Linked DNA regions of Homo sapiens: region 1 is linked to region 2. A link is an interaction called in ENCODE POLR2A ChIA-PET data of the cell type or tissue named here. Cell type or tissue: OCI-LY7. All regions are shown on one strand. Each heading gives the region's core, and the rest is flanking DNA. Links, peaks and the distances in the headings are about the cores only.

Region 1 (11,116 bases), core at 2,595-7,594, 94 kb after region 2:
TCAGCTTCCCCGTGCTGGCTCTGGCCGCCCCGAGGCAGGACCGCTGCTGTGGATGGGAGGGTGGCAGCCTCCAGAGACCCTGCACACACCTTCCTGCTGAAGGTATTGGGGAGGCTGAGGGCAGGAGGGGCTTTCTGGGGACGCAGGGACCCCCCTTTGCTGCACAGATCCTGTCACTATTCATGTAGCACACTTGAACCCTGTGTCCAGTGCGCCGTGGCCCCAGAACCAACCGTGAGTGATGTCCAGGCAGGGCCTGCGGCTGAGGTGTGGCTAGGGGCAGGGCAGGAGTCCCATAGGGCTCAGGGGCGCTGGGAGGGGCTGGTGCTGGGGGTGGCAGTGGGAGCAGGACAGAAGGGGCAGCTCGCCAAGCTGGGGTTGGAGGGGCTGAGTGCAGGAGCCCTGGGGAAGGGCTGGAGCAGAGAAATGGGGTGGATGAGCTGGAAAGGCAGCGAGCTGGCCTCACAGACCCCGGGGTGCACCAGGGAGGCCCTGAAGGTGCAGGGCCCACCCAGCACCACTGCGGGGATGCACGTGACCTCCCACGTGGACCACGGCAGCAGCACGTGCCTGACTGAGGCCTCTGTGCTCCAGCTCCCTCTGCGCTTCACAAGTAGTGGCCCAAGCTCATGGCTCCCAAGGAGCTGTATGTCCCCTTTACAAGGGAGAAACTGAGGCTGAAGGTAGAGCAGGCGACCCTGTGGCCACAGGCAGCATCGCTGAGCTCCTGGGCAGAGGGGCTGACTCCTTAGGGTGGCCAGACAAGGCCCAAACGACCTCAGTTCTTCCTGCCCTGGCCGCAGCCTGGGTTCTGTCCTCACCTTGGTGTGGTGAAGGTGGAACAGCCCTGCCCCTGGCAAACTCCATCTTTTTTTTTTTTTTTTTTTTTTTGAGACGGAGTTTTGCTCTTGTTGCCCAGGCTGGAGTGCAATGGCACGATCTCGGCTCAGTGCAACCTCCGCCTCCCGGGTTCAAGCAATTCTCCTGCCTCAGCCTCCCGAGTAGCTGGGATTACAGGCATGCGCCACCACGCCCGGCTAATTTTGTATTTTTTAGTAGAGATGGGGTTTCTCCATGTTGGCCAGGCTGGTCTTGAACTCCCAACCTCAGGTGATCCGCCCGTCTTGACCTCCTAAAGTGCTGGGATTACAGCTGTGAGCCACCGTGCCCGGCTGCGTGCCCTGTCCTTTTATGGACGAGGATGCCAGGCTTGGCAAAGGCCTTTGAGACATGTCATGGCCATTTGGCCCTGTCCCTGGGGTCCCCGAGCTGCAGCAGGTGCCCCTCAGGGGGCACCTCAGTTCATTGTCTAGCCTCCCGCCCCCACTGGACCCAAGCAAGCGTTAGGGAGTGGGGGGCCCGTGTAGGGGGCCGGGGTCCTCCAGAACCCCTGCTCCCCAGGCTGCCCTGGGGCTGGGAGTGGGGAGGATGCCCAGGGCCGCCAGCACTCTAGAGCTGCTGGGTGTTTATCTGGGAGGCGATCTCCCTGCTTCTGGGCTGAGTTACAGTTCCATTTCTGTGGCTGAGGAGCGCCGGCCTCATGGGCCCCCACAACAGAGGACTGTGCATTTTAATCCCGGCAGGGTCCAGAGAGGGTGCGTGGCTCTAAAAGCCGGCGTGATGGATTTCTCTGGTCTTATCTTCATCTCGGCTGCCTCCTCAAAGACGGTGTTGCTCGGCCTCCTGCACACCACTATCTGGAAGCTGCTTTTAAAAGTGGGAATATTTGGATTCCAGACAATGGGGGGAGAATATTGGAAACGGAACTCTGAGAGGTGGAGCGAGCGACTGAGCTGCTGTCTAGAAGTGCTGGCCTCTCCTGGTTCCCACCTCAGGCCCCGGAGGGCCCCTCCCTGCTGCACAGCCGGCTGTGGCTCCTCCCGTCCTAGGCTGGGTGCCATACGCACTCCCACCTCCGGCCCTTCCTACCCCAGGGGCCTCCTTAGGTGCTTGCGGGCCTGGGCCTCCTGTGCCAGCTTTTGCCCCACCTCGCTCCTGAGCCTCCTTCTTTGGCAAGTCTTGCTTGATGGGTCTCAGGTGTGCCCCTGCCCATCTGTACCCCCAGGCCAGGGCAGCCCTGGCTCCCAGGACCGGGGTGGCAGTGTTTGCGGTGCTGAGGGGTTGTATGCGCAAATGCCTTCCCGTGGGCCCCATCTTGCAGTGTGGGTGGAGGCAAGGAAGCCGGGTGCGGGCAGGCTGGTGAGGTGCAATCTATTCCCTCTGTCATTACTTCTGCCAGCCCCGGGTCCTCCGCTTCCGAGGGGCTTCCCTACCATCCCCCACACAGACCTCAACAAGCACAGGAGAAACCAAGGCCCTCACGAGTCAGGCGGGCCAGGAGTCACCCCCAGATTGTCCTCTGCCCTTTCTGACTTTTGCGCCGCCCGAGCCTCCAGTGACTGGTCACTCCTGGGGAACCCTGCCCCCGGCTTGTCCTTAAACCACAAACCGGCCTCTCCAAAGCCCGAGGCAAGACCTGGGTCTCACAGGTGGGCATTTTTGACAAATTTTCTCTCTGCTGTGGTCAGCGAGTTCAGCTCACGTTCACACAATTCAAAGGGAGAGAAGTTGGGGTTCTCTCCATTCAGAGTCTCCAGAGCCCCGAGCCACCTGGTCAGTGCTCACCTGCAGAGCCCGTACCTGTGACTGTCTGAGCACCTGCTCGCTCACACCTTGTACACCGGTGGTGAGTCAGAGACCCTCCTGACAGGGTCAGTCAAATGGCATGGGGGTGCAAGAAAGCCCTGGGGAGCAGTCTCCAAGGCAGGGAGGTGGGTCTGTCTGTCACAGATAAGCTGTGGCCTCTGCAGAGCCGAGACAGCAAACTGAAAAGGCCGCGTGGCCAGGAGCCCTGGACCCCGGCAAGGCCGTCCTTCCAGCCCACTCGGGCGTGTAACTGACATCCAGGGGGCACTCTGGGAAGCTCGGGAATCACCCCTAGAAAGAGCCTGTGTTAAGTGCATCCCCTTCTCTCCTTCCCAGAGAGCCTCAGGCTTGCCTCCATTGAGTATGCACTAACCCTGCGGTCCCCGGCAGCCCCGGGTTGAGCAGGGACTTCACATTGTCTTCTGGTCTCATCCATCCTGCCCAGCTCTGCTGCCTGGGAGCCTGAGTGTGCCAGGGCAGAGCCCCATCAGGGAGTCAAATGTGTGCGGAGGACAGGAGGCTGGGGTGGCTGTGAGAGGGAGCTCTGCCCAGCAAGGATGCTGCCCTCAGGCTGAGATGGCTCTGCCCATGGGGTGAGCATCTGCCATCTGTCTTCCCCTTCATGGTGCCCTCCAGCCTGAGGGTGGGCCGGGTGGAGGCTGAACAGAAAGGTCAGGCGGTGGCAGGGACAGGACCCTGGGCAGGAGCTGGCTGGAGCCCCACCGTTACTTTCGCACAGACCCCTGTGGGTGGTCGGAGGTGCCTAGAGCAGAGGGTGGGGGTGCTCTGAAGTTGTGAGCCAGCCAGCCAGGGAACCCACGTGGGCTGGGACATGTGTCTGGGTGGGGTGGGGGTGCCTGCCTGGGCCCCCCCTTTCTCAGTGCGGTGGGGGGGACAGCAAATCGCATCTTGGCCCCTCTCTGGGGAAGGAGAGGGTGCAGCCGCTGCTGCAGTGGAGGCCTGAGGGCCCCGAGGGGCTGAGCACTGACTGCCCTGCTGGTTCTGTCTCCAGGGCCCTGGCGCTTGTCCTTGTCCTCGGGGCTGGGCTCTTGCCCTTAGGCCAAAGCTGGAGGTGGTTCAGGAGCCAACAGCCAGTGTGACCTCCATGGGGACACTGGCCAGAACCTGCAACTGGAGGGAATGGGGAAAGGCAAGCTGCCTTGGAGATGGGTCCGGGGAGGAGCACGGAGGGGCCAGGCCCCCCACAGCTTGCACACTCATGGTGACAAAACTGCCTGCTTCCCGCAGCTCACACGCTCCTCCTGGGGACAGGCTCCTTGGAAGCCCTGGGGCCCAGAGCTGGCTCGGCAGCCTCCCGCTGGAGGCCCCCAGCTCGTGAGGAGTTGACTCCCCCAGATGATGACTAAGGAGCTGTGGGGCACTGGGTGCTCTGTCCGCAAAGGCTCTCCCCGAGCCCGTGGACTGCTCCCTCTGGGCTCTGAAGATGAGGGGTGCTCGGGTCACTCATGGTGCGTGGCCGAGAGTGACTCCAACCTGACTTTGAGACGGTGCTAATCCTGGAGCACCAGGTGGGGAGACTCGCCCCTGAGAGGCTGACCTGATAAGGTCCACAGGGTGGTGGTGCTGCGGGCCCGGGGCCGGTGTGCTCCAGCTCTGTGCATGCCTGGATGTGGCCCTGGCCAAAGGCATTGCTGCCCTGTGCAGGGCTGGATGGTGGCCTTGAAAGCAGCTGCCTGGGACCTCAGATGCCCCATCCTGCCGGCAGGTCAGCCTGGCTTCCCACGGTGCTGGTGAGACAGGCGCCATGCATTGTTGAGACAGCGGAAAGCAGTGACGTCTTGGAGGCTTCTCGGGTCTGGCGGGCTGGGGACCACCATGTATGCCCACGACAGGACCCCCAACCTTTCAGCGCCACCCTGGCTGCCAGAGACACTCACGTGGAAGATACCGATATTAATAAATAACTTTTGAGTTACAAAACCATTGCTATCGCTATGGTGGGTGACAAAAGCCCCATGGTTGATGGGCAGCCGCGGGGCGTGAAATGGCTCGTAAATGTCCCTCCCGCCAGCCCCACGAAGCTGCGGAGGCAGTGCTGGGTGCTGAGACGTTGCGGTTTAAGACCAATGTTGATTAGAATTTTTTTATAAGTTTTTTTTTATAAGAGTAATAACAGCTCTTTTGAGACAATCACATGGCTCAGGAAGGGTTTTAAAGACCTTCAGGAATGAGAATTGGATTCGCAATCAGGAAGCGCCTCCCCCGGGCCACTCTAACGCCGCCTGTTTGTGTCTTTTTATTGCCATTTGCCCTCCAGGGATGGAGCCCCTTTGATGACTGAAGCTCCTTTTCAAGATCAAGGGCGCTGTTCCAGCAATGCCCGGACCGGGGCGCCTCCCCATCTAGGATGGGGGCTGGGGACCCCTGAACCCTGCCTTCTGCCAAAGTCTGGCGAGTTCAGGCCCAGGACAGCTGCCCAGTGTCCACCCAGGAGGCACCGGTGCCTGGAGGAGCTCGGGTCGGGCAGGTTGGCGGTCCCGGCTGTCGTGGGGCAATGGCCACCAGGTGGCAATGGAGGACTGGCCAGTGAAGAGGGATGCAGGAGGCAGGGCCTGACCCCGGGGGTGGGGATTGGCGGGACTGGGGGCCTGTGCTGTAGGGCTGTCCCACACTTCCCTCAGGCCCAGAAGCCTCGCTACCCAGAGGAACCCAGAGACAGCAACGCATTTCCTAAGGGCAGGAGCAACAAGGCCGGAATCTCGGGCAGGAAGGACCCACGTGGGTGTCTGGGCTCAGGGCAGCTTTTTTACTGGGACAAACTGCAAACTCATGGGCCCTGCAGTGTGCGGTGGCCTCGGGACACCCGGGGGAATCCCAGCCCAGTGGGGCCACGTGGCTCCCCAGTGGCATCCTCATGCATGGGCTGACTCCACTCTGGGGGCACCAGGGCCCCCTCCTCCCCCACACACAGCCTCACATGGGTCAGGGGTCCCCACAGGCAAGAGGGCTGCAGACAGTTCTGGGGAGGGGCTCCTAGCCTCGGGGGCCTGGCCATTGGCCCTGGTGCTCGGTGCTCAGGGAGGCAGCACACGCCTGTGCCCCTTGAGGGCTTGTGGGCTGGCCGGCTCAGCCCTGGCTTTGGGGGTGGGGTTGTGCAGTGGGCCATGCCCACACCCGGCTTTCTTTGTTGTGCCAGGAGGCAGGCTGTGTTCTGGGGAAGGGCCGGAGCTCCTCTTCACAGTCACAGCCCTGGATCAGGGTGGGTGTGCAGTCCGTCCCCAAACACCTGGGATCCCTCGGCAGGGCTGTTAGGCCGTGTGAGTTGGTGCGGCCTCCCCAGAGCATCTGGCAGCCGTGGGGGTGTTGGTGTCCTGAGGGCTGTTTCCTCTGCTGGGGGTGGGGTTTCCCACTGGGAGTTCTTCTATGGGACAGGAAGATGGCTGAGGGTCCTCTGCCCCTGCTCTCGAGTTCGGGGATAGTGATGGCAGCCTGCGCTGGGCTGAGGGACCAGGGGCCTCAGTTCCCCCGCAGCACAGGAGGAGGGGTCTGTGATGACTCTTTCCTTGGAAGGCAGCCCCAAGGCTCACCCTACAGGCCCTTGCTCTGTGCAGCCACCTGCTCCTGGCTGGGACAACATGCCCAGAGGCGGCCTTTGCTCTCCCTCCCTCCCTTCCTCCTTCCCTCCCTCCCTCCCTCCCTCCCTCCCTCCCTCCCTCAGGGAGCAGCCTGGGCTCATCAGGGAGACCCTCTCCCTCTGGCTGCCAGGGAGTGGTGAGGTAGTTTCCAAGCCGTCCTTGCTGGGGCATGTGGGTCTGAGCCTCAGGGTGTCTGCCCAGCATCCTTCCATGTGCTTGGACCCCATGTGCTGTGCAGATCCCAGGGGACCCTGGCCACCCCTTTCATTGGCCAGACAGCTGTGTCCGTAGAGCTCTGAGGGACTCAGAGCCCAGACATGGGCTGCAAGGGGGGTGGGTGGCTTCTTCTGCAGGTGGGGAAGAGCAATGGGGCCTGAGCCGCATGGACCCAGGAGCTCCACCAGCACCTGTCGCCTGCTGTGTGACCATGAGCAAGTCCAGCCACCTCTGTGAGGCCATGCCAGAGCATTTTGACTCAGCCCCAAACTGAGCCCGGATCCTAGCCCACATGGAGCCCTGATCCACCTCACACAGAGGCCTAACATTAGCTCACACTGAGTCCTGATTCCAGACACATGGAGCCCTGATTCCAGCCCACCCTGAGTCTTGATCTCAGCCCACCCTGGACCCGGATTCTAGCCCACTCTGAGCTCTGATCCCAGTCCACCCTGGACCCTGATTCTAGCCCATCCTGAGCTCTGATCCCAGCCCACCCTGGACCTGGATTCTAGCTCACTCTGAGCTCTGATCCCAGCCCACCCTGGACCCGGATTCTAGCTCACTCAGCTCTGATCCTGGCCCACCCTGGGCCTTGATTCCTGCTCACACAGAGTCCTGACTGCCGCCCGCACAGTCTGACCCAGGCAGGGCTCTGAGAGTCCGTGATGGCTGAAGGAGCATCAAAGTGGAGGGGACACATGGCGGGCTGGCATACCTCCTTCTGCTATGGGGTGGGAGTGGTCTTGGAAAATGTCTCCAGGAAGTATTTGACTCCTTTTTTTGATCCTCCTCGTTGTGGTTCTGGGGCCCACGCGACGTGTGGGGCAGAGGCTGTTCGTGGCCGTTTCTCTTGGTGTGGATTCCGCCGTTAGAACTTCTTTTCCATGGAGCAAGACTTGCTCTTAACCAGCAAACCCCAGAGGGAGGAACTCCCCATCGCTGGGCAGGCCCTGGAGGCTCTTTGTTGGAGGGCTGCAGGCTGGGTGGGGTCCCAGCCACGGGGTGGTCATCAACGCAGGGGCTGAGCAGAGGTGAGGACATCAGCGGGGCAGGAGGAGCAGCCTCTGCGGCCCCTCCAACCTGAGCCTGGGTGCCTGGCTGAGCTGGAGCTGAGCTGGAGCTGAGCTGGAGCTGGACGCACAGGCAGCCCTGCCTCCCACTCCGTAAACTTCCCTGATGATGCTGCCTGTCAGGCTCCCAGCCCCGTGTCAGTTCATTCTCTCTTCCACTCCACCCAGGATCCTGATCCTGCGTAACCACACTGACTGCGTGTGAGTGGGGGGGAGTTCTGAAAGATTACCTGCCACCAGTCCGTATGTAAATCCCAGGTGATTTATAAGCATGGACGGTTTTAAGGTCACCGGTGCGCAGAGCAGGTAGTCGGCCAGACTGCTGAACCAACAGTTTCCAAAGTGAGCGTGAAAGCATGAACCTGGCGCCTGCCCCAGCCTCCGTGCTGCTCAGGGCAGCTGCCTGTGTCTCTGCTGGATCCTTACAGAGGACGCTGGGGGGGTTCTGTGGAGCCTCGGGCCCTGTGGGCTGTCGAGGGGAAGGGCGGTGGCTCGGCCTGGGCATGTGAGGCTCACAAGAGCTGAGGGGCGGGTCCCGGTGGGTGCGCTGGAGTCCAGGTGTCTGGTGGGGCCCGAGGCAGGGAACGGGGTCCCATTTCTCCTGGGATGAGGAGGGTGACAGCAGGCTGGGTGGCCCAGGAAGCTGAGCTGAACATCTCTTGCTCTGTAAGCGGATGCTGGCCAGACATGGTGGGGCAGGCAGCTGGGGCAGGGAGGAAGGAGTCCAGCCCTCACCCATCCCCACCTGGCTGGGGAGGGCACCCCAGCCTGCTGGCCTCTGGGGGCTGGGATGGGAAGCTGATGATGGAGGAGGGTGGGAGGTGAGGGGGAGACCTGCCTGGTGGAGGGAAGCAGGTGGAGACTACAGAGAGGCTGAGTCCCCACTTTGCCAGCCAGGCTGGACAGGGGACACAGATATGGAACCTCCTAACTACTGAACGCTGGTGCCCAGCTCAGACCCTGTGGAGGGGGCCACATTGCCTGCTGAAGAGCGTGGCTGGGCCCAGCTATGGCAAGGACAGGTGTCAAGGGCTGTGGGCTCAGGAGGAAGTGGACACAGTCACTGGTGGGGCCAAGGGGAGTCACAAGGCTGGGGCAGGGGGGTGAGGGCGGCTGGGGAAGGCACTGCCAGGCACCCAAGCTTGCAGAGCTTCCCAGCCAGTGGCCACTGGGGGACTCTGAACCAGGCCCCTTCCCTTTCTTGGCCTCAGCTCCTCTGTGCCTGAAAAAGGGGCACTAAGAGTGGTCCCTGTTGGCCAGTGGCTCCTCAGCTGGTCCCCAAGGACAAAGCACAAGGTGGCACCACTCAGTGGCTTCAGGAGCTTGCTCCTGGCTGTGTGCATGTGTGAGCATGCAAGCTTGTGCCTGTGTGCAATGCACGCATGTGCGTGTATATGGGTGTGTGCGTGTGTGGCATGTATATATCTGTGTCCATGTATGTGGGTGTGGACATACGCATACATGTATGCATGCATGGATGTGCGTGCATTTGTGTGAGTGTGTGTGTGCGTGTGTGTGTGCACCGGGGAGCAGGGCTGACTGTCCTGGACGAGGAGGAGCCAGGCCTGCACGCATGAAGTGGCAGGCGTCGGAGGCTGAGTGAGATGTGCTTCTCCCCGTCGCGGTGGGGCAGGCTGTGGATTGGCACGGCTGCCATGTCCTTTTCAGTCCTCTTAATGTGAAGTTAATTAGGCAGAACATTCAAGAAAGACATTTGGAAGTTGATCTCAAATCAGAAGAGCCCCAGTGTGAGGAGAGGGAGGGCGAGGAAAGCCCCTGCAGCTGGGGAGCCTGTCTGTGTGAAGCCGGGGTCCTGGGCTGGGTGGCACTGTTGCTGGGGGGCCCCTGGGTGGGGCATTCCTTCCTGCCTGGCTCCCCCTTCCCCATCTGTCAAGAGTGGAAACAGTGAATGCGGGGCGCCCAGGCAGCCTAGGGGGAGTAGGGGCGGGTTCAGGGCACAGCCCGGCTGTCAAGTCTTGGGGAAGAGGAGGGAGGGACTTCTCTGGTGGCCCCACTAGGGTTGCAGGTCCTCCCAGGGCTCAGCTCCCTCTAGTTGGCCCTGGGGTTGAGTCCTGACCAGGTGTCTCTGCTGTCCAGGGAGTCTGGGCCACAACTCTGGCAGCCTGGGGACCTGCCTCAAGAAGGATGGCAGTGCTGGATGCCTGAGTGCCCTCCTGGTCTCCCACCCCCTGAACGCCCATGGTCGGGGAACATAACCTCGTCTCTGCGGGCGAGGCACACTCTGCCTGTGGGGCCAGTGTGGAGAAGCTGGTCAGGAACTGGAGGCCTGAAACTCGGGTCAGGAAAACCCCATGTCTGTCCCTGGGTGTGCATCAGACCAGGAAGAGGGACAAAGGCCACAGCAGCCCCGGGGAGATGCCAGTGGGTGAGTGTGCCTGGAGATGGGGATGGAGGGAGGCCGGGTGGCAAGGAGGCCTCACATGCCAAGGCTATGGCACGGCCTGGAAGGCTGGTGAGGGGATGTGGGCTCTGCCTGCACCAAGGGCAGCCCTGGGCAGGCAGAGGTGAGCCATGGCCATGGTCAGGGAAGGTGGAACCGCTGGGCCGTCACCTTGCACGGTGGTCCCAAGGCCAGCATCCCCGGGTGCTGGGACAGCATGGGGCACAACAGCCAGCCCACATAGAAATGAGGCAACGGGTCACAAGTGCAAACCCACAGCTAGTGAATATTTAACGCCTAACAAAAGTGCATGCATCATTAACCAGGTGCTGGTGGAGGAGCTGGAATAATTTGTCTTCTTAAAGGGGATTTGGTAATTTGTTAAGCTATTTTGAAACCTGCAGTCTAGCTGTGGGAGCCGCTCTGATTTCTAAATTAATTTGTGTGATTTAGAAAGTGGAAGCCTCTTGGTTCTGCAGGGGCCGCGGGCAGCAGGGCGGCCTTGCAGGCTCCTAGGTGTGCTCTGCATTTGTTGATTGTCCCATCCATGGGGACCCTGCTGAGGAGCTCGGCCCTGTGCACCCCGCCTCTCCCACCACCCTTGTTTCCATATGTGGAACCCAGTGGTCCCCCACCTCCCGGATGAGTTAGTTTACGAGCAGGTGCCACGGGAAGGTGGTCTCTGGAGGCTCAGTTTAACCCCCCTCCTAAGAGGATGCTCTTGGGCTGGAGGTGGGTGAGGCCATCTGGCCTGGAGCTGCTGGGCTTGGCTCTGAGATTGGCTGACACATCTGCAGTTCAAGGACCAGGCTGTGAGAGTCAAAGGGTGAGTTGTAACTATCACAGAGGTGACCACATGAAAAGCCCCAATTTCCAGCCCCAGATCCCCAGACCGTGAATCCCAGCTGTGGGTCACTGACTGGGAGCCTGCACTGTATCCTTCAGGGCCCTGGCAGGCCCCACAGGGCATCGCCACCCAGCTGGCGCCATCCCTGAGTCTCCGAAGGCCAGTCTGCCAGCCTCTCAGGCTGGCAGCTGCCAGACAGTGGGGACGTCAGACCAGTGGATTCTGTGAGGTTGAGTCCATTGCAGCTCGAAGGGAGACCCTTGGCTAACAGCAATGTTGTGCGGAAGGCCAGGCTGATGGGGAAAGATGGTCATATTTGCAGAAGCCTTGTGGCCAG
Region 2 (9,230 bases), core at 826-5,825:
ATAAACACATAATTCTCCCCAGAGAATTATGGGGACATAATAAATTCAATGCAATTCTAATTGGAGTCTCATTTGGGCTTCAATTTTTTTTTAAAGAAATAAATAAATGTAGTCTACATTTTACATGGAAGAATACAGATCAAAAGCAGCTAAGATGGCTTGAGAAAGAAGAAAACAGACAGGGTGTTTGCGCCTACAAAGCCGGGTAACTGAAAGCAGCAGTGGAAGAGGCTGGGCCCGTGGAGGGAGACCCAGGCTGCACGGGGTAGGACGGAGGGCTCTGCCGGGCATTTCCTCCTGGCCCCCCCGGGGAGCTGAGGTGTGCGTAATTAGTACTTGTGCTTGGTGGGGAGGAAGTGAGAGCAGAGGGCGCTGGGCCACTGCTTCTCACTTTCTGGGACCCCAGCATCCCCAGGCAGGAGCGTCCCTGTCCTGGCAGGCAGGTCTTGGGCCTCAGGTCTGAACATCTGAATATCTGTGCAGCCCTGCCAGGGCCCCTCTCGGTCCTGCAGGCTCCTGGCGCTGGCTGGGGCACAGGGAGCCCTGAAGACGCCTGGGGGTCTGTGGGTGCTGCAGGCACCGCTGGCTGGTTATAGTCGCAACAGCCCCCAGGTGGGCAATTTTCCTTCCACTTCACAGTGGAGGAAACGGGTTCTGAGAGGTAGCAGCTTTCCCAAGTGCAGGGGGGTGGGGGCAGGACTTGAACCCAGATCCCTGAGAATCTGAACCCAGGCCTCTGCTCTTGCTCTCCAAGCTTCCAGACAGAGAAGGAGAGTGGGTGGCGACGGCCATCGGGAGGGGCTCCAGACGGAGGACCGGGCAAGTGAGCGCCTGGTGGGCGGCCTGGGGCGGAGGCACCCAGGGAGCCCAAATCGGGGCACCTGGGAGGAGGAAGTTCCCAGAGGACTGCAGACCCTGCAGCTGTGCCTCCGAGGTCAGAACCGCCCACGCCCGCCAGGCAGGACGTGCGGCTCCTGGCCGCAGCTGTCAGGGAGGAAATTCACGTCTCAGCTGAGGTTTAAGAGGCATCTGACCCTCTGCTAAAAATACTCGGGCAGCGTGGGTCCGGTGGAGTTGGCTGTGGGGTGCGTCTGGGTGGGGGTCCCAGCGAGGCCAGAACAGGCGCCAGCGACCTGCAGAGCGGTGCAGTGCGGTGGGGCTTGTGGATGCCGGGCCTGCAGACCAGCTCCATGGGAGAAACTGGGGCGGGGTAGGGAAGGCGCGGTGAGTCGCCGGCCCGCGGAGCCCCCGTTTGTGCCCTCGCTGGCAAACTGTGAAGCCCGTGCAAGGCGGGAGAGGCCGTGGGCTGGCGGGAACCTGGGCGTCCTGGGCTGCCCAGAACGTGCTGCCTCAGTTTACCCAGCTTTACCATGCAGAGGCCAACCTCGCCCCTCCCTTTCTCACCAGTGGTCAGTAAGATTCGGGTGGTGTTGGACATCACCTGAACAGATGTGGAGGTGGAGGGGGGTTGAGGTGTAGGCAGGGGCTGTGGAGCACCCTGGGGGGGCAGGTGTTGGACACTGGGGTCCCGGAATCAGGCCCTGTGATCTCAGGGAGGCTCACCTGGCTTCTGGTTCCCAATCCCCTTCTGGGTGAGTGGACGTGCACCCCTCCCCCAGTGCAGAGGGCTTGTTGGGGTACTCTGCAGGTCTTTTCTCCCCACAGCAGGGGTGGAGTAGGAGAAGGGAAGCTTCGGAGGGAGGGGCTCTGGGCTGGGAAGGAGGGAGGGTCTGAGAAGCAGGGAGCCCTGGGACTGGTTGGGGCGGGTCACTCTGACACGGATCTCACTGTGGAGGGGGTGATGTTGCTGAGACCTGCATGGGTCCGGGCTTCCAGTGGCCCCACCAGAATCCAGGGCCACCAGGGTGGGGGGTGCTGGTGGTTTCTGAGTACCTTCCCACACTGCCCCCATGGCAGACCCCTCCCAGCAGATCCCAAACATTCCCCACTATGCAGGGGAAGGGTGAAGCCACATTCCCCACTACTCAGGGGAAGGGTGGAGCCCCCTTCCTCTGGGACCACCCGCCTGGAGTCACCTCCTCTGGGCCTGCATATCCCTCCCGGGGAGGGACAGAAAGGAAGGTGGCAGCTGGAGGGCTTCCAGAGACCACCGACCAGCACCGGGCAGACAGGAAGACTCTGGAAGTCAAGCTATGACTTTTTTTGAGACAGGGTCTCGCTTTGCCACCCAGGCTGGAGTGCGGTGGTGCGATCTCAGCTCACTGCAACCTCCATCTCCTGGGCTCAAGTGATTCTCCTGCCTCAGCCTCCCAAAGTGCTGGGATTATCTGCATGAGCCACCGCTCCCAGCCTAAAGGGGACATTTTCATTGTCAGTTTCTTAATTTCCACTTTAGAGGGCAGGAAACTAAATCAGCCAGTTTGGTCCAATGGCAGGGGTTTGGGCCCCTTCTGAGGGCAGCCTGCTCTTCAATTGTGGGGGCTGCCTCAGGGGGCCTTTGGTTTCGCATTGATGGGATGGCTGTACCACTCATCTTCCAAACCAGGACAGCTTTGAGAGAGAAACAGGTACCAGTGACGCCAGGACACCAGGGGTGGTGCAGCGCACCTGCAGAGCTGAGCCAGGCTCCGTCGTGGGCGGATGCGCCACCGGCAAAATGCATCTGTTTGTTGCTGCGTCACAAATGACCCTCAGACGTAAATCCCAGAGACCATGCATTTTGCTCCCAAATCTGCAATTTGGGCAGGGCTCAGCAGGACTGTCTCATCTCTGTCCACGTGGCATCAGCCGGGGTGCCCGAGTGGGGGCTGGAGGGCCACCTCTGTCATGGTTCACTCGGCATGGTGGCTGGAGCCCAAGTCAGCCTCCCAGGAGAACAAGATGGAGGTGCGTGGACTCCAGAGCTGTGAAAAGAAAATCCGTAATGGAGATGGTTATGTCAGGGCTATCTAAAAAGGAACTGGGAGGGCAAGAGGAGCTGGACCCCGTCCAACTCGCCAGATAGAATTGATCTGTTGACCTGGGCCGGATCGTGAACCAGCTGCATTTGATTTGAACCATTCACACCGGGCCTGATCACTGGTCTCCTGGAGACAGGCACACCTGACTAGATTGATCATCAGCCAGAGCTGTCCTAAGCTGTTAAGCCCCCACCGTCGGTCATGGACCATGCCAACAGCTTCCGGATGTGTAGACTCACAGCAAACCTTTGTAAGCCCCTGCCCGGCCTCCCCCGCACAGACACGTTTGAGCTCCTTGCTAGATCTGTGTCTCCTGAACCGCAGTTCCTGAGGCCCTCCTTCTCTTTTGTTTCCTGATCTACAGTGTTGGTCTATTTTTTGTCAGTTGACAGAACATAGCCTTGCAAGTCACCCAGTCCCTTTTTTTTTTTTGAGAGAGGGTCTTGCTCTGTTGCCCAGGTTGGAGTGCAGTGGTGCAATCATGGCTCACTACAGCCTTGACCTCCTAGGCTCAAGCGATCCTCCTGCTTCAGCCTTGTGAGTAGCTGGGACTACAGATGTGTGTCACCATGCCTGGCTAATTAAAACAATTTTTTTTTTTTTTGTAGAGAGGGGGGTCTCACTATGTTGCCCAGGCTGGTCTTGAACTCCTCCGCTCAAGTGACCGTCTTGCCTCGGCCTCCCAAAGTGCTGGGATTACAGGCGTGAGCAACTGTAATGCACCAAGCTAACCCAGCTCACTTCTGCTATCCTCTGTCAGCAGAGACCCAAAGGCCTGGCCAGGCTCAAGGGGAGGGGACACAGCCCCTGCCTCTTGACGAGGGAGAGGCAGGGTTAGGAGGGCTTGTGGGATAGGAGATGGCACGGTGGCCATTATGGGACCCAGGCAGCCTCAGGAGGCGTGGGGGATGGCACTGCTCTCACAGGGAACATCTGAGCCCTGCGGGGGCAGGTGCATCTCAGCAGTGCGGGTGTGCACCCGGAGAGATGCTTCTCTGCTCACATGGGTTTGTGCCCGTGCCCTGTCTGCACAGTTTTCTGCAGGCTCTGAAGGAGCAGCCATGCACATGCTTTCTGCTTCCTCTTTCTTGACAGCGCTTGCCTGTGGGTGCCAGGACCCCACATGCTTTTGGTTCCCCTCTGGATGAGTGAGCCCAAGTTACCGTAACAGAAGACCTCAGCCTGGGCAGCTTAGACGATAGACCTTTATTTTCTCACAGCTCTGGAGCCTGGAAGTCCAAGATCAAGGTGCCACCAGTGTCAGAGCTGGTTTCTCATGAAACCTTCTCCCGGCCTTGCTGCGCCCACCTCTGGTGTCTCCTCCTCTTCTTGGAAGGCCACAGCCCTGTTGGATTAGGGCCCACCCTTATGACTTCGTAAAGGTCGTAGTTACCTTCTAAAGACCCTATTTCCAAATCAGTCACATTGGGGGTTGCGGCTTGACATAAGGATTTGGGGGGGCCACACTTCAGTCCATAGCACCCTCCTACCTCCCTGGCTGCCCCACCTCTGCCTCTGTCATCCCCTCCTCTCCCCGAGGAGAGGCCTCCTCTCCGGAGGGGCCGTGCCCCATCTCATCTATGAAGACTGCCCCCCGCCCCCGCTCCCGCGCTGTCTGTGCACCGTCAGCCTCCCACCGCCCTCCACGTCCTCAGAAACACACACTTGATGAGGCTGAAAGAACCGTGACTCTCTCGCCCGCCCCCACCATCTGCTTTTGCCTCCCGTGGGACACCCCACCACTTTGTCAAGCCCCGAGCCAGCCTCTCTCCGTGTTCTTCCCTCCCCTCACTGCCTCCACACCGAGGAGCTAGGCACTGCTTCCTAAGTCTCCCTTCCTGCATTGCTCACCACCTCCCCTGCCGCCACCATGTCCAGGGGCCAAAATTGTTCTGTCTGTTCTCCCTCCCTCCGCTGGGGCCTGAGGGCAGTCTGCTCCCATGGGAGCCGGCGGGATGCTGGCAAGTCACAGATGCAATCCTGTCCATGGCTCCCGCCTCCCTGCAGGTTACAAACATGCCTCCCTTTTCCTGCTGTTGGAATGAAGCTCAGAACCACGGCCCTGAGGCCCCATCCTGTCTGGTCCTGCTGCCTTCAGCCACGTCTCAGACCCCTTTCTGCGCCCGTCTGCCTCCAGCCGCACTGACATCAGTGCCAGGCATGCGCCTCTTCCCTCCTTCCCCAGGGCCTTTGCACGTGTAGCTCCCGCTGCCTGAGCACTCTTCCATGGCTCTGGCTCAGTCTGACATTCTATTTTTTCCTTGGAGAGTTAAGTGGAAGTTATATGCTCTATTTCTATTTTAAAATAGTCACTCTTAGAATTTTAACAAGTATATTTAGAATTCAAAGATAGCCAGTGTTTCCATCCTCCTCCTGATCACGCCCCTCCTGGCTCACAGATCATTACGACTGCCCAATACTCAGGTCTGCCTTGCCTTTATCACCCTCCACTTTCCACAGGGCTTTGTTGCACACAGCCAGCACTCGTTGAGGTTTGCACATGTTTGCACCCCACTCTTTCTGGCAGCCCAGGCGTCCCCTCTTTCTGAGCTGTATTCTGTGGAGGTTGCTCTGCTAAGGAGCTGGGTGGTGGCGCAGTCATTTTGCTGATCTGATGCTTCTCCCACACCCGTAAGTGGGAGTGGAGCAGGGCGTGTGGGTCCGGCTGCTGCCTCTGCCTCGGCACTTCAGAGACGGTCATCTGCTCCTGTTCTTGCCGTTCGCGGGGTCTGCCTCCAGCAAGTTCTCCTTCAGCATTCTGAGTGTACCACGGGACAGCTAGGTATGGGCTGCTTTTATTCTTCCTGCTTGAGAGTGCTGCACTCTTGAGGCTGAAGTTTCCATATTTTATCAGTTCTGGAAAATTCTCAGCCATATTGTCAGGGAGCTGGTGGGCTCTCCCCGTTTTATTTATTTCCACCTCTTGGAATTCCTTCCTTCCTTCCCGCCTTCCCACCTTCCCTCCTTCCCTCCTTCCCTCCTTCCTTCCTTCCTTCCATCCTTCCTTCCCTTCCCTCCCTCCCTCCCTTCCTCCCTCCCTCCCTTCCTTCCTTCCCTCCTTCCCTCCTTTCCTCCCTCTTCCCTCCCCTTCCTTCCCCTTCCCTCCCCTTCCCTTCTCTTTTCTTTTTGAGGCAAGTCTCGCTCTGTCACCCAGGCTGGAGTGCAGTGGCATGATCTCTGCTCACTGCAAGCTCCGCCTCCTGGGTTCACGCCATTCTCCTGCCTCAGCCTCCCGAGTAGCTGGGACTACAGGCACCCACCACCACGTCTGGCTAAGTTTTTGTATTTTTAGTAAAGACAGGGTTTCACTATGTTAGCCAGGATGGTCTCAATCTCCTGACCTCATGATCCGCCCGCCTCAGCCTCCCAAAGTGCTGGGATTACAGGTGTGAGCCACCGCGCCCGGCTTCTTTTCTTTTCTTTCTTCAGAGTCTCGCTTTCCTGCCCAGGCTGGAGTGAAGTGGCGCAATCTTGGCTGCACTGCAACCTCTGCCTCCCAGGTTCTCCGGGATTCTCCTGCCTCAGCCTCCCGAGTAGCTGGGATTACAGGCACCCGTCATCATGCCTGGCTAATTTTTGTATTTTTAGTAGAGATATGTTTTCACCATGTTGGCCAGGCTGGGTTCGAACTCCTGGCCTCAAGTGATCCACCTGCCGTGGCTTCCCAAAGTGCTGGGATTACAGGCATAAGCCACTGTGCCCAGCCCCTCTGGAATTTCGATCGGAAGTACGGAAAACCTTCTTATCCATCTCTCCTATGTCTTAACCTCTTCTGAACCCCCTTAACACCTCCTATCTGTCTGTGCCGATTAGGGGTGATCACAGTCTTCCCTATCGATTCCTCACTTCCCTCTTGATCTGCATCAAATCAGCTGCCAGACCAGCTGACTGGGGGCTTGTTTCCACACCGTCTTCCCATGTTTCCAGGTACAGTTCAAGTTCAGTGGCAGTAAGTACATTCGCATTGTTGTGCAACCAATCTCCAGAACTTTTTGACCTTCCCAAACGGAAACTCTGAAACAGCAAACACAAACTCCCCACACCCTCCTTCCCCCAGCCTGGCACCCTCCATTCTGCTTTCTGTCTCTGCGGTTTTGACTGCTCTGGGAGCCTCACAAACATGGAGTCAGGCAGCACTTGCCCTTTTGTGTCGGTTCTTTCCCTCAGCATAATGTCTTCAAGCCTGAGCTGTGTGGCAGCCTGTGTCAGGACCTCCTGTGTTTGTTGTTGTTGTTGGTGTTGTTGAGGCTGGATAATATTCCCCTTGATGGATACGCCACTTTTTTCTTTTTGAGACAGGGTCTCGCTCTGTTGCCCAGGATGGAGTGCAGTGGCGCCATTATGGCTCACTGCAGCCTCGACCTCCCTGGGCTCAAGCAATCCTCCCACTTCAGCCTCCTGAGTAGCTGGGACTACAGGCGCACACCAGCATGTTTAGCTAATTTTCGTATTTTTTGTATTGATGGATTTTCACCTGTTGGCCAGGTTGGTCTTGCACTCCTGAGTTCAAGCGGTCCACCCGTCTTGGCCTTCCATGTGATGGGATTACAGGCGTGAGCCACCTCGCTCGGCCTGGATACACCAGGTTCGCCCAGCCGCCTCGCCCGGCCTGGATACACCAGGTTCGCCCAGCCGCCTCGCCAGGCCTGGATACACCAGGTTCGCCCAGCCGCCTCGCCCGGCCTGGATACACCAGGTTCGCCCAGCCGCCTCGCCAGGCCTGGATACACCAGGTTCGCCCAGCCGCCTCGCCCGGCCTGGATACACCAGGTTCGCCCAGCCGCCTCGCCCGGCCTGGATACACCAGGTTCGCCCAGCCGCCTCGCCAGGCCTGGATACACCAGGTTCGCCCAGCCGCCTCGCCAGGCCTGGATACACCAGGTTCGCCCAGCCGCCTCGCCCGGCCTGGTTACACCATGTTCGCCCAGCCGCCGCGCCAGGCCTGGATACACCAGGTTCGCCCAGCCGCCGCGCCAGGCCTGGATACACCAGGTTCATCCATCCGTGAGCACCTGGGCTGCTTCTACCTTCGTGTGTTGGTGAATGATGCTGCTGTGGACACGGGTGTGCAGATATCTGTTCAAGTCCTTGCACTCAGTTCTTGGGCGAATACCCAGAAGTGAAATGTCCGGATGATGTGGCAATTCTAATATAAGTTTTTGAAATACTGTTTGAAATATCGCCATTCTGGTCTCCACAGTGGCTGCACCGGTTTGCCCTCTCTACCGTAAACACCCTCCATGCTCTGCGATTCATCCCTTCCCCCCCGCTAACCCTGGCAACTACGGGTCCTTTTACTGTCTCCGTAATTTCCCCTTCTCTGGGATGTCCTAGAGTTGGAATCATATAGTATGTGGCCTCTTCAGACTGGCTTCTTTCACTCAGTAATATGCATTTAGGGTTCTTCCATGGATTTTCATGGCTTCACAGCTGTCTTTTAAGTTTATCAACTTCATATAAACACACTGCCCTGCTTTGTCCTCAGGTTCTGTGAGTTTCGAAGAGGTAGTTTAAGGAGTCAACTGGGTTGGACTACAAGTTTTTGTTCTTTTTCTGTTTGGAAAAGCAACAGTGCATATCACCAGTTCGGGATTCCTGGCTCAATACCACCAGCTCGGGATTCCTGGCCCACAGGCCTTGAGCATGAGACGACTGTGGTTCTGAGGCTAGATATCGTAACCTCTCCATATGGAGAAGGATGCGGGAGAAGTGATCACGGGCTTGGCTCTCCCCAACCCCCCTGTAAAACATGAGCCACCGAGATTGCACAACCGGAGACACAGAGGACACTGTCCACAGTAAAGCCTGGTGGCAGCATGTTCCCCTGGAACACAAAATAAGAGTGGGCAGGAAGAGACCACCAACCTGGTGGCTGGCGAGCACGAGGAAGCTGAAAGCAGTGGTGGGCATTGGTGGGCTTGGGACGCCATGGACCTCCTCAGGGGCTCCCTGAGCCAACGTGGGGAGCAGCCATGGTGGGAGGGGTGGACACACACTTGGTGGGGAGCCAGGACAGCCCGGTCGGAAACGTTCACAACCGCCAGCCCAAGCCTCCTAAGGGGAGAGTGCTGGGACACAGCGACCAGGAGAAAGGTGCCCAGGCTGAGCCGGGAGAGAGGCGGGTGGGAGCACCTAGAGCCGCACACGAGGGCGCTGTAGAGTCACCGCTGTGCCACGTGGCGCCGGGTCTCCAGGCCCAGCTAGAGGATGCACCTGCTGGGAACAAGCCCTGCAGGAGGGGAGCAGGGGGGCAGCCCTCGACAGCAGGAGCCACTGGGAGATGAACCTGTGCGCGCCAGCAGCTTGGTC

The links. Peaks named below come from ENCODE experiments on the same cell type or tissue, not always from the same donor. Only the 100,000 strongest peaks of a DNase experiment are listed, where the experiment ranks them.
Region 1: POLR2A ChIA-PET joins it to region 2 with 9 read pairs; 1 of 35 experiments calls an interaction of 5 or more read pairs at or near these places.

The regions. Positions count from the first base shown.
Region 1 is chr14:104,558,258-104,569,373 of GRCh38, reverse strand. No RefSeq gene overlaps it. Among named protein-coding and RNA genes, the nearest start is that of C14orf180, 16 kb to the left of the region's middle. RefSeq lists enhancers at 3,506-4,250, 4,251-4,997, 5,654-6,215. In OCI-LY7, for the core only: CTCF peaks have their summits at 4,943 and 5,143 (motif pointing right); a DNase peak (open chromatin) is centred at 5,183.
Region 2 is chr14:104,651,948-104,661,177 of GRCh38, reverse strand. It overlaps LINC02280 (long intergenic non-protein coding RNA 2280), which reads left to right. Exons shown (of 2, transcript NR_135293.1): 2 at 1-58. Among named protein-coding and RNA genes, the nearest start is that of LINC02280, 9.0 kb to the left of the region's middle. RefSeq lists enhancers at 716-1,310, 1,311-1,905, 2,606-2,675, 2,726-2,855, 4,006-4,115 and 3 more. In OCI-LY7, for the core only: no CTCF peak of the experiment used is centred there; DNase peaks (open chromatin) are centred at 937, 2,587, 3,187, 3,947 and 2 weaker places; H3K4me3 peaks cover 4,412 bases; H3K27ac peaks cover 4,911 bases.